Regions from separate parts of the Mus musculus genome. Here region 1 is linked to region 2. Evidence: chromatin contacts called from ENCODE Hi-C or POLR2A ChIA-PET data. All regions are on one chromosome and are shown on one strand. The core of a region is the stretch at or near the end of the contact, and the rest is flanking DNA. Distances in the headings are between cores, read along the strand shown.

The links. A loop is a pair of places that touch in the nucleus more often than their neighbours do. ChIA-PET counts read pairs that join two places held with the same protein, here RNA polymerase II (POLR2A).
Region 1: a map of T-helper 1 cell shows a loop between it and region 2 (2.6-fold over the local background). The contact joins the enhancer-like site here to the promoter of Map3k4 in region 2. A Hi-C loop is called at or near these places in 1 of 37 maps with a recorded cell type or tissue (T-helper 1 cell). POLR2A ChIA-PET finds 5 or more read pairs at or near these places in 1 of 5 experiments (Patski).

Annotation. Positions count from the first base shown.
Region 1 is chr17:12,788,493-12,794,150 of GRCm38, reverse strand. The region is part of intron 1 of Airn (antisense Igf2r RNA); the gene reads right to left. Among named protein-coding and RNA genes, the nearest start is that of Igf2r, 22 kb to the right of the region's middle. RefSeq lists an enhancer at 1,081-4,434. Within about 2 kb of position 3,507, at least 2 of the 3 ENCODE cell types and tissues checked have a DNase peak (open chromatin) inside an H3K27ac peak, as active enhancers do.
Region 2 is chr17:12,316,624-12,322,937 of GRCm38, reverse strand. It overlaps Map3k4 (mitogen-activated protein kinase kinase kinase 4), which reads left to right and starts at 4,278. Exons shown (of 27, transcript NM_011948.2): 1 at 4,278-4,440. The coding sequence starts at 4,310. It overlaps 4732491K20Rik (RIKEN cDNA 4732491K20 gene), which reads right to left and starts at 4,085. Exons shown (of 2, transcript NR_045290.1): 1 at 3,766-4,085.

The sequences.
Region 1 (5,658 bases), core at 2,258-4,757, 470 kb before region 2:
CCTCCCTGCCCCAGGCCTGCACGAGCTGTAATCGACACCCCTGTTGCCTGCTCTTGGGAAACAGGAAGTCTGAAGGAGTGCTTGTGGTTCCACTGGGCATTTCAGCAGCTCCGGGACAGAACCACTTAAACAGTCAAATGCAGCTCCCAGGTGCAGAGCAAAGTGGCAATCGGCAATAGCTGCTTGCAGGAACCATTTAGTACATAGCGATTTCAAAAAAAAAAAAAAAAAAAAAATCTTGGGGATGGAGAGATGGCTCAGCAGCTGCGAACACTTGCTGCCTTTGTAGAGGGTGTGCACATTAGCTTCCCAGGACCTATGCAGTGCCTCTCAGTGGCTTGCAACTCCATTTCCAGGAGCTCTGAAGCCCCCTTCTGGCTTCTATGGTCACTGTGCAAAGGTGGTTGGTGCTCATAACCCCCCAGAGGCTCACACACATAGTCAATGAATAGTTATTTTAAAAAAAAAAAACAATAGAACATTGTCTTTCTTTTCCCCCCATGAAACTGTCTATAGGTCTGTTGTGGTGGAACTATTCCACCCTTGCTTGTTGAGGAAATCATTTTTAAGAGGAATGAAGACAGGCCGAACTCATGTAGACCCAACCAGAAGAATGTATTATAAGGATTATGGGTAAAGTTTAATTGGAAGAGTGCTGACCAGGCTTGCATGTACCACATAAACCAGGAATGGTGGTACATGCCTATAATGTCAGCACTTGGGAAGTGGAGACAGGAGGTTAGAGGTTCGAGGTACCTCTTACTACATAGCAAGTTTGAGGCCAGTTCAGGTTACTTGAGACTCTATCAAAAAAAAAAAAAAAAAATCCCAAAGGCAAGATGGTGAACAATATGGAAAAAAAGAGAATTTTCTGCCTGAAGCGATGAACAAAGTCCACGGACTCTCACAATAGCAAGGTATGCCATTCAGGGTTTAGGTTTTTTTTGTTTTGTTTTGGTTTGGTTTTTTTTTTGTTGTTGTTGTTTTGTTTTTGTTTTTATTTTTACTTCAGAAAAATACCAGGATTGAATCAATCCAACGGGGGAAAAGTTTACTTTTGCATCCTGCTTAGGACTGTTCTTCCAAGGTCTTGCTGGGTACCAGGATGACTTATCTGAGCGTCTACACTGTTGTGTGGCAAGCCTGAGACACAGCTGATGGAGATAAGAACTGTAAACGTGTCAAAATGGAGGAAGGGATGAGTGAGCTGGTGGGACGGAAGAAAAGTGGATCAGAAAGAGGATTCCCTTGAGCCACCCCCTCCCCCATTCTGTTGTTAATCTGACATGGGTGAACCTAGGCTAGCATGGCCCCCTCTGTGGGGGACCAAGGCTAGTGACACAGGTCCTGTGCCCTGATCCTGGCTCTCATCCTGCAGTCTCACAGGCTGGATGCCTTGTCACTTTGCCTGTTCAAGGTTCAGCACGTGCCTCTCCAGATGGCCACACCCTGCCCAACCCTTGAACTGTGTTCCAGAGCCAACAGAACTGTGTAAACAAGAGCAGCTGGCAGGCTCCTGCTTCTCATGGTTTCTGCTCTGAGATGAGTTTTCTAAAACGCCTCTGGAGTCCAATAGTCCTGGATGTGACTCCAGACTCCTCCGCTTCCTTATTCTACGTTTTAGGCAAGCGGCTCAAACTTCTTGGCATTGTCGGTGCTAATTGTTGGTCCCTGAAAGGTTTCATCGACTGTCAACCCCCAGGCTACAGATTGCTGATACCATGTAGATTTGGACAAACTGAATTGGAGTTGTGATTTGTAATTCATCCCTGGTTATAGGATGGTTGCAAGCAATACAAGTTATGAAATATTATACTGATTTACTTCCTTTTCAAAATTCCCATCACTGTGTATCTAGGTCATCATGGAAAGAGTAAAACAAAAAAAGAAAAGAAATAGAAAAAAATACTGCTTTTTTTTCCTGCTAAACCTCTTTGGTGGGGCTATGTATTTTGACTTTATACTTAGCATGTATTATTATTATTATTATGAGTTATAGCTCCAGCTAGCCTGGTTCTTGCTATATAGACCAGGCTGGATTTAGACTTGTAGCCATTCTCCTGTCTCAGCCTTGCGAGGGCTCTGGTTATAGTGACCTGGCATACTGGCCTATCTAACTTTTTTGGTTATAGTGATCTGGCATACTGGCCTATCTAACTTTTCTGGTTATAGTGATCTGGCATACTGGCCTGTCTAACTGTTTTAGCTTAATAAACCACCTCAGTCTCTTGGAGTTTGGATTCCATTTGTTCCTTAAGCATTCACATGTCGGGGGTTTAGTCCTTAGCATGGTGACTTTAAGATGTGATGGTATCTACAGGAGGTAGAACCTGGCCTCAGGGGTTGGGGGATGTAGCGCTCAGGAAGGAAGGAATGGATGTGGGGCCCGTGATACCCTGGTTGGGCTCTTGAGAGAGTGTTTTTATAAAGGTACATGCCTGGGCCTGTCTCTCAGGCTTCCTGTCTGGCTAGCTCCGACACACTCTTTCCATGATGTCATCCACAATGGGAGAGAGGGAAAAGAATCTTTGAAAGAGCCAACATTATGCTGGAAGAAATTTGATAGTCAAACTTGGACGTAGTGGCTTGGGCCTGTAATCCCAGCACCCAGGAGGCTGAGGTAAGAGACCAGTGAGCTAGAGGCCAGTGTGTGTGAGAGGAAATGAAAGAGGGAGGGGAAAAAGAAAAGAAGAGGCCCAGAGAGAGAGACTTGTAGTTTTCTCACAGTTTTCTTCCTTTTCTTTCTACTAAGTTATTTCTTATGTAGCTTGGGAATTTCAAGCAAACTGAACCAAGAATTTACAACTGAAAAAAGATACTATGGAAGAGAGATGAAAGGCTTGCATTTCCCTGGAATCCGTGTGCCAGGGGCATGTGCCTGCTGATTATTTCAGTGGCAAGCCTTTTAATTAGCAGGCGACGGTCACATGCTTTCCTAGTGGGTCTCATAACAGCTCTTCCAACGAGGTTTCCACCAGGGATCCCGTTAGCTGAAGTAACAGATGACCCAATTCCAAGTTAATAAAGAGGAGATGGAAGATTTCCTAGCTCAGGTTAAAAAAAAAAAAAAAGTCCAGTGAGATTCCTCTCTCCCAGCCTTGTGATCAAAGTGCCCCAAGGCTGATAGCAGTGTCAGCCCCTACTAATCCTGTCAGCTTCCTGCCCATGCCTGTTGTTAGAGAGAGGTCAACTTCCCATGGCAGCATGAATGCTATCTTCCCAGGAGCTCTGGTAATCATCTCCTTACATCTTTCACACACAGGCTTAAGTGTACCCGGGGGATGGACATGTTTGTTTGGCTTACACTATCAGCTGGAGTGTGACAGACACTGAACAGTCAACCGTAAAGTCTTCCACATTCTTCCATTTGCAGGGGGCTGGGGAGGGGGGCGTCATCTGATCAGGGGCTGGCAAGCTATAGACATGGAACCATATCTGGCTATTTTCAAAAGTGAAGCTTTCTTGGCTCACTGCCACGTACATAGGCTCACACGTTGCCTGAGGCCGTTCTCATGCCACAGGGGCAGAGCTGAGTAGCTGTGCCGGAAAGCCATAGGATCCATACAGCTTAAACAGTTTACGGCCTGACCCTTTGATGAGTTTGCTGACCTCTGCTCTGGATGAAGAAAGCGGAACGGAGATTAAACAACCAGTCCAAAGTCAAAGGGTGGACAGGAAGCAGGGATGGGAGCCCATAAACCCACTGTCCCCAGATCTGCCAGGGGAGTTTCTGTGCCTGAGCTGGCATTTCTGCCATGCCAAAATAGAATGAGGCTGACCTAAGCTTGCATGAGTCAACCTCTGTGACAACTGATCCATTCTTAGAAACAAGTGTTTCAGGGGCTAGAGATTGTTCAGTGGTCAAGAGTGCTTGGGGGCTCCTTGGGAGGGCCTGGGTTTGATTCCCAGTACCCACATGGCAGCTCACAACTGTTTGTAGCTCCAATTCCGGGGGCATCTTCTGGCCTCTTCCAGTCCCAGGCACACTTACATGCAGGCAAAACATCCATACCACCCAAAGGAAAAAAAAAATCATGTGAATATGAAAAGGGGCTCAGTGACTGCCTGCGAGTAGCTGTTGCTCACAAGGTGGTTCACAACATCCAGTTTCAGGGCATCTGATGCCTTCGCCTGAGTTTCTCTGACACCAGGCATGTGCATGCTACGTGGGTAAAGCATGCAAACCCATAAAGTAAATAAGTCTGGAAAAGGGGGAGGCTGAAAGCAGGGCTGGAGAAAATGAAAACCATGTCTATGATGACCCAGAAGCCTCTAGTAACGTTCTATCTCATTTTACACACAGGCTTACATGAGCCTGGTTCTAAAGAGTATGGCTAGAGGAAGTCCATCACTGCTCAGAATAATTGTTTGGGGCATGGTAGATTCAGATACCCAATTTCTGAAAGACACCAGGACCAACGGGCATATTAGAATATTTCAATAACCAGTGGGATAAAATAAAAGTCGTAACAAATAACTTTACCTTGGTATGGTGGCACATGCCTGTATCCTAGTCCTTGGGAGACACAAGTAGGAGGGCAACTCCAAGTTTGAGGCCAGCCTGGTCTACAGAGAGTTCTAGACCATTTTATGGCTACTACATAGTAAGATTCTGACTCGCATATATAAAATGTTCATGCAGACAAAATGTCGATTCATATTTAATTTGATGATATTAAAACAATATATATTTGGTATTGACCACATTTTAAAATAATTCTTTTAAGATGAGCTCTCAGCAGCGCAGGCTGGGTTTGAACTCACTGAATCCCACCTGCTTCTGCCTCCTAAGTGTTGAGATTAGGTGTGACTTCTATTTTCATTTTTTTTAATTTTTACGTGTGTGTGTGTGTGTGTGAGTGTGTACACTTGAGAGCATGCTCATATATACAGAAGTTAGAGGAGATCTAGTGTTTTCCTCAATTATTTTGTACCTCTCTCTTTTTCTGTTTCTGTCTTTGGGTCTTTGTTCCCCCCCATTTCACCCCCTTTTCATGTGTGTATGCTCATATATAGAGGTCAGAGGAGATCTAGTATTTTTCTCAATTATTTGATCACTCTGTCTCGTGTGTGTGTGTGTGTGTGTGTGTGTGTGTGTGTGTGTGTGTGTATCTGAAGTTTGCCATTTCTGCTATGCTGGATGGCCATCAAGCTCCCAGGATTCTTCACTCTCTCCCTCCACACACTTTGCTTGTAGGCAGATGTGGTTGTGTTGGGCTTTTACATGAGTGCTGGAGATTTGAACTGAGTCCTATATTGTCCACAACTGTAAACGTTAACGTTTATTTACCAGAGGTGATTGTCTCACAGGCTTATAGCTGAATAAGCTCACTTTTTCTAGCTCTTTCTGAAGTCTGGCTTGCTGGTCTAACTCTGCTTCATATTCTCTTCATGTTCTGCTTCAAACTCCTCTTCAAGCTGACTGATTCAATCTGGTTTCTCTTGGGTTCTCCCTGAATTGCTCTGCTTGGCCTCAAACTAACTCTAGTAATTTGTTGTACTCTTTGACTCCTTATTCATTCTCTGGTTTCAGTTGCCTCTGCTGACCTGCACTGAAATGCATGATCTCACAAATGAACTCAACTCCACTGCACATGGACTCCCAGCTGACTCTCTCCCTACACTGTTCTTAAAAGGCTTCTTTCCTGTACTGTTCTC
Region 2 (6,314 bases), core at 3,029-5,528:
CGGGTGAACCCGGGTCCTCGTGCCCTTAATCACTCAGCCATTTCTCCAGTCCCCTAACCTTTGTTTTCTAAAGCATGCAACTTTTAATCCTATGTTTAATGAGGTTATAAACTCGGTTTATACTTTGGACAGAGACTCATGTCTCACATAAAGGATAGTATGTGTTCTGGTGGAGAGATTACAAAAATAAACACATCTCTTCTCAGATAAACAACAACAAACAAAACCACAAAAATAACGAAAAAAATATAAACCCAAACAAACAAAAACAGAAGAGGTTCTATCCAACTTCCCACCATTCGGAAGTATAACTCTTAGTGTTATAAGGACTATTTAAAAAGTCAAGTAAATATTTTCTACATGCACCCAGATTTTGAGTGTTTTAGTAGTAGGTAGATATATAAATCAATCTCTCTCTCCCTCTCCCTCCCTCCCTCTCTCTCTCTCCCCCCCTCTCCCTCTCTTCCTCTCTCCCTCTCCCACTGAGTCTGCCTTTCACTGAGCACCTAAGTGAATGTGAGCCAGCATCCTGTACAAGGAGCAGAGTAGAAGTCTGTACTCTTCTTGCCTCTGCAGAATGAGCAGAGCTGTAAGAAGCCACTAGAGAGGGTCATGGCTGCTAAGGTCTCTAAAAGGTCACACAGGAGGCCGGCTGGCAGAGCTCACAGATACCATCAGGAATGGAGAAAGTTATTTTAAGTAAAATTCATCACATGCTAACAATGATGTTAAAATACACAGCTTTGAAGTTTGCTCCTTTGAAACAGTAAATTCTTATGTAGTTTGACACAAACTTCTTTTTGAATAATTTTGAAAACTTTTGGCTAGTACACCACTGTAGATAGGAGTCTAATGTGCTACCATAATATCCCCTCCCCCATTTCCCTGTTTTGTGTGCATGTATGTTTAGTATATTCACACAGATACAATAGTTTGAGAGTTCAAAAGCATGATGACATGTGGCCACAGGTTTGTTAACATTTTTAGGAAAGCAGAAATGTCTAGACATGTATGCAACTGGCGTGTGTGTGCATCACAACTGGCCTTGAACTCTCGGGTTGTAAAAGGCGCAGCTGTAATGCACCATAGCCTAAACTAGATTCCTAATAGAATTTTGACTTTTGGTTTTAGATTGATTTTTTAAGTTACATGTATCTGTGTCTGGCTATATGTACATGTAAGTAAGTGTAGGTGGTGCCTGCTGGACTCTAGACTGGAATACCTGGAGCTAGACGTACAGGCATTTGTGAGAGGTCTCACATGGGTGCTGGGATCAGAATTCAGGTCCCCAGCAAGACTGGTTTGCACTCTCAACCCCCAAGTCATCATTAAAAATTAAAAATTAGGAGCCGGGCGTGGTGGTGTACACCTTTAATTCCAGCACTCGGGAGGCAGAGGCAGGCGGATTTCTGAGTTTGAGGCCAGCCTGATCTACAGAGTGAGTTCCAGGACAGCCAGAGCTATACAGAGAAACCCTGACTCAAAACAACAACAACAACAACAACAACAACAACAACACCCCAAAAAACAAACAAAACAACAACAACAACAACAAAAAGCAACAGAGGCTATGTGAATTCATTCTCGAAGATATGGGGAAAGGATTTTCATAGACTCTGATGACACTATTGTTAAGAACATCTGATAAATGGTAATTTTAATCTATAGGTGGAAATCTAAATAACACTAGGAGTAACTAGTGTAGAAACAACACACAACCCAATGAATGTTCCCTATCTCTTCTGTGGGCTCTTCAGGTGGACAGAGGAACCTGAGGATAGCAAGAGCTGAGCCACAAAATCTATCTTTCTTTCTGAACCTGAGGATAGCAAGAGCTGAGCCACAAAATCTACCTTTCTTTCTTTCTTTCTTTCTTTCCTTCTTTCTTTCTTTCTTTCTTTCTTTCTTTTCTTTCTTCCTTCCTTCCTTGAGCCACAAAATCTTTCTTTCTTTCTTTCTTTCTTTCTTTCTTTCTTTCTTCCTTCCTTCCTTCCTTCCTTCCTTTCTTTCTTTCTTTCTTTCTTTCTTTCTTTCTTTCTTCCCTTCTTCCTTTCTATGCAGTTTTTATTAATTTTCTAGGATCTTCCCAAAAGAAAAAAATTCAAAGAAACAACCATATCATGATACTTATTACACATTCTAGACAAAGAACCCTAACTCTGTGAAGAAGTGTCAGGAACAATAGGTATCTGAGAGTATATTAAATTCTAGGGGTGCTACTCAGAAAGAGAGAGATGGTGTGGATGTGGGCCTACAGCAAAATAACAATTATTTTGGAGTTTGCTTTTTCAGGTTTACAGAATCTTCAGTTACCAGTCTCCAGTGATCAAGGGCATCTTCCAGCATGGCTCTTCGAGGTGGCCCTTCCCCAAAGAACCTTTACATCCTGTCGCATGCAAGAAGGTAGGCCAGTGGCTCCTTCTGAAGCCATTTAAGAGTGAAGTTAGCAAGGTGACCATTTGCCATGTTCTAAGGTGGCTTGTCTTTAACGCCTCCATAACAGTATTTGCTAGGTTCCTACCATGTATTAAGCCCTGGGCTCCTGACACTTGGTGACTGGGTGACACGTAGGTCCAAAGAATGGTTTCTGCTCCAAAGGAGCCAACAGTCTAGAGGTAAAGAAATGCTCTGAGAGTAAGCGGAGGATGCTGAGGTCTCTGGCCTGGAACCCTGGAGGCACCGGAGAGTGCTGCTGAGAAAGACCATTGTGAATCAGCTAGTCTATCTATGTATGTTGAGGCAAAAAGGCCCTGCACACAAACCGAGTTAGTATCAAGTAATCTAGGTCTCTATGCACATCGAGTGGTACGATGAGATGATGTAAATGTCTTTAGTTCCTTCTAGAATATGCGGTACCCAGTAGACAATGAAGGATAAAAAAAAGTCATGGCTCTTCCTGAGGCTGATTTGTGTTCAGCGTTTTATGAGTGGGAAGCAGTGTGCCCATTGGCTCACTTCCTGGCAGCAGTCAGAGGTTTCCTTATCGACTCTCCTCATATGCAATTTAAGGAGGGCTCAGGTTAGCCCAGTGTAGAGGGAGACGAAACTATCAGAATTACAGAGAGATGGGAAACACTCTGCAGAGCTCTCAGTGAAAATGAATGGGTCTTTAAAATTATTAGGATAGACTGAGTTCATTTCCTTTGAATGCTTCGTTTTGCTTTGTTCTCTCTCCCTCCATTAGGCAACTTCTCACGGCTGCTTCCTTAGTGTCTCCCGAAGTCCTAATGCAATATGTGCACTGAATAGTTGTTGACTGACTGCATGTTGTTGAATTAATGAAAGGGATGTCAACTCAGAAATCCAGCACTGGCAGACATTATAGATAATGTAGTCTACTGTAACAACAGCAAGAGTATGCTCTTTAATTACAGAGACATTTCTGTAACACAGCTGATTTCAGAGTATCTTTATCTTGCTTAGCTCTTAAATCTTACCTTGAAATTTTTTCTTTCAGTCAGTTAAAAAAATTTGTTCAAAATTTATATCTCTACATAGCAAAGCTAAAGAATCATTTTTTTAAAAAAAATCAAACTAAGTGGAAACAAACATATTTGATTCTGAATACGATTTCTGAACTGAATCTGGATTTCAGAAGGCATGATTGCAACTCAAAGGCTGTAAAGCTGCGCAAGCTAAGAATGACTGAAAGATGCTCTGCTATTTCAATTCTTTTAATAACTTCAAATCTTTACAACTTCTTTATCCCTTTCTTTCTTCTTTAGTGTAGCAACTGTGCAAGTTTCTGAAAAAGCACTTTCTAACCTTGGGATCCTGGGTGAGGACGGCGTCCTCTGCTGCCTGATTGGTGTGTCACTCTGATGGTCTGAGTCTGCAGAAGGCCCACACTTCCATGTCAGAGCTGTGGGCGTCTGGGTGACATCATCCTTATTCCGAAAGGCAGAATCCAGTGGCGCAGAGACCTTGAGCTCCAGTTTATGAAGCATTCCTGCTCGCCCAGACAACCCTACCTCTCCAAATGTCTCCTGTGCCCTTAGCCTCAGGACCTCCCGAGGCCACCCGCGGTCACCCAGCGACACCTGATTTACCACTGGCCAGTGCGCTCCTCCCTCCCGCCTCGCCCCGCCCAGGCGGACTCAGCCGCCCGCCGAGGCGTGTCCCTCGCTGCCCGCCGTAGCCCAGCGTTCGGCCGGCCGCCGTTCCCAAGATGGCCGCTGCGCGCACGGCTCCTGCGGCGGGCTAGAGGCGGAGGCGGAGTCGAGTCACTCCCTCACCCCGCGGCTCCTGGTCTTCCCGCACCAGGCTGCAGCTGACGACCCGCCGCGGTCATGCGAAGCTTGGTGCACGGATGAGAGACGCCATCGCCGAGCCGGTGCCCCCTCCTGCCCTCGCCGACACCCCTGCAGCCGCCATGGAGGAGCTGCGGCCAGCACCGCCGCCACAGCCCGAGCCGGATCCGGAGTGCTGCCCAGCGGCGAGGTGAGTGCACGGCTGCAGCTGCAGCTCGGAGGGAGCAGGGTGGCGCGTGAAGGGGGCGTGGGGTCCTCGGCTGCGCGCCAGGTGGGCGCGGAGCATCCGGACCTCCGGTGGCGGGAGGGGCGCGGTGCAGCGCGGAGCCCGGTGCTCCGCTTCCGCGCGACCCCTGCCCGGGCTCGGAGGCCAAGCTCCCGAGCGACCCTGGCCTTTGCAGTAGTGCTCCCCGGGGCCCTGCTGCAGACAGCCCCAGCTTGCCCCGGACTGCCGCTCGGGCTCGGATCAGTGATCGGATGGAAGGAAGGTGGTCCATCTTTCTCCTTTTTCCAGGAAAAGAGAGGCGACGTGCCTCTCGGCAGTTCCTTGCTCCTTCAGCCCTTTGCAGCGCGCCTCCCAGCCTTCTGTCCCCAGGGCGAAGCTTCACGTAACTGCAGACAAGGTTCCTTGTCAGAGATCCTTTTACTGTCTTCTAGCAACAGCCTGATGCAGTGTTGCGCACGAAAATAGCTAAGGGTTTATGTGTGAAACTTTGCTACCGCAGGAAGCTCCAAGATGGAACTTTGGTACCCAGAGTATCTGTTGCATTCTGCTCCGTAGAAGCTCTTTTAACTGCTACGAAGAGTCTCAAGTTTTAATTGGGAGGGTAAACTCACGGTGTCCTGATTTTGTGTTTAAATGCCAGTCCTTTGCATCTCAGGATAAACTTTGACTGCTTCCTGTCCCCTATAGTGAAAACACTCCCACAACTCCTCCTGGCTTAAGGTCTCGCTCTATAACCTCAGGAAGAAGGCAGTTAAATAGCTTTGCTTTTTCCTGCTTGAAGAAATAGCAAATTTATAGTTGTAGCGAGACCCGAACACGGGAGCCATTCACATCCTTGCTTGTCACCACTGGGTTGCCTGAGAGGAATTTTACTTTTTCAAAGCCGTGAGAGCTACTGCATTGTGTTTCTTAATTTCAAGATAGTTCTGTGACATCTTTTGGGGCATTTTCTTTAAGGAATAGTACAGGGTGCTATTAGAAGTCTTTTTTCAGAAAGTTCATAATTTTCTTAATGTATTGAGCTGTTGAGCAATTTTTACTCCTTTAATCGTTATTTTAGAAATAATAAATGTGAGTCCTTACTTAATGCTTAAAATGTTTTATCACGTAGCCATTACTTTTGTTAATTCATTTAATCTTTATAACAGTCTTATGAGTTAATTCTGCTATTCATCTCCTTTATGTAAGAGGAAACTGAGGCAAAAGGTAAATAGCATATATAAAGATTAACAGCTTGTAATGAACAAAAGTCTGGCTGCCTAGTTTGTGCCTTAATTATCACGAGGAAGAGGGATGATTTCATACCCACAGACCCGACATTATAATTCTATGTAACTGTTCTCGGGGGAGAAAATGGACTTGAGCGGTGTTAGGCAGAGGGATAAAAATCTGCTATCAAAACGCTGCTTTCCTATTGATAAACAGCCTTGCCTTCCAGCCAGGAGCCTGTCTCTTTGTTATAATAAAAATAGGTCAGGATAATGGGCCTCATCCAACTTTACGTGAACAGCAGTGTACAGAACAAGGAGATCTTTGAAGTATTTTTCTTAGCAACATTGCAGTTAATTTTACAATAGCAAATGCGTAGAGCAGATTTTTTTTTTCTCTTGGTGAAGCTGCTGCTTTGCCTTTTTGCTGCAGTAATGGACACTGCCTCCTCTTCAGTTGGCAGGGGTGACCTCTGGCACTATTACTGTCCATCTGTGGTAAGCGATGTTGCAGGGAGCTCCAGCTGTTTGTATGTGGTCCACATTCCTACCTATTCACAAGAGGCTCATACATTGCCGTATACATCCCGAATCTGCTCAGTGCCTCCCCCCAACACGCCAGCGACCACT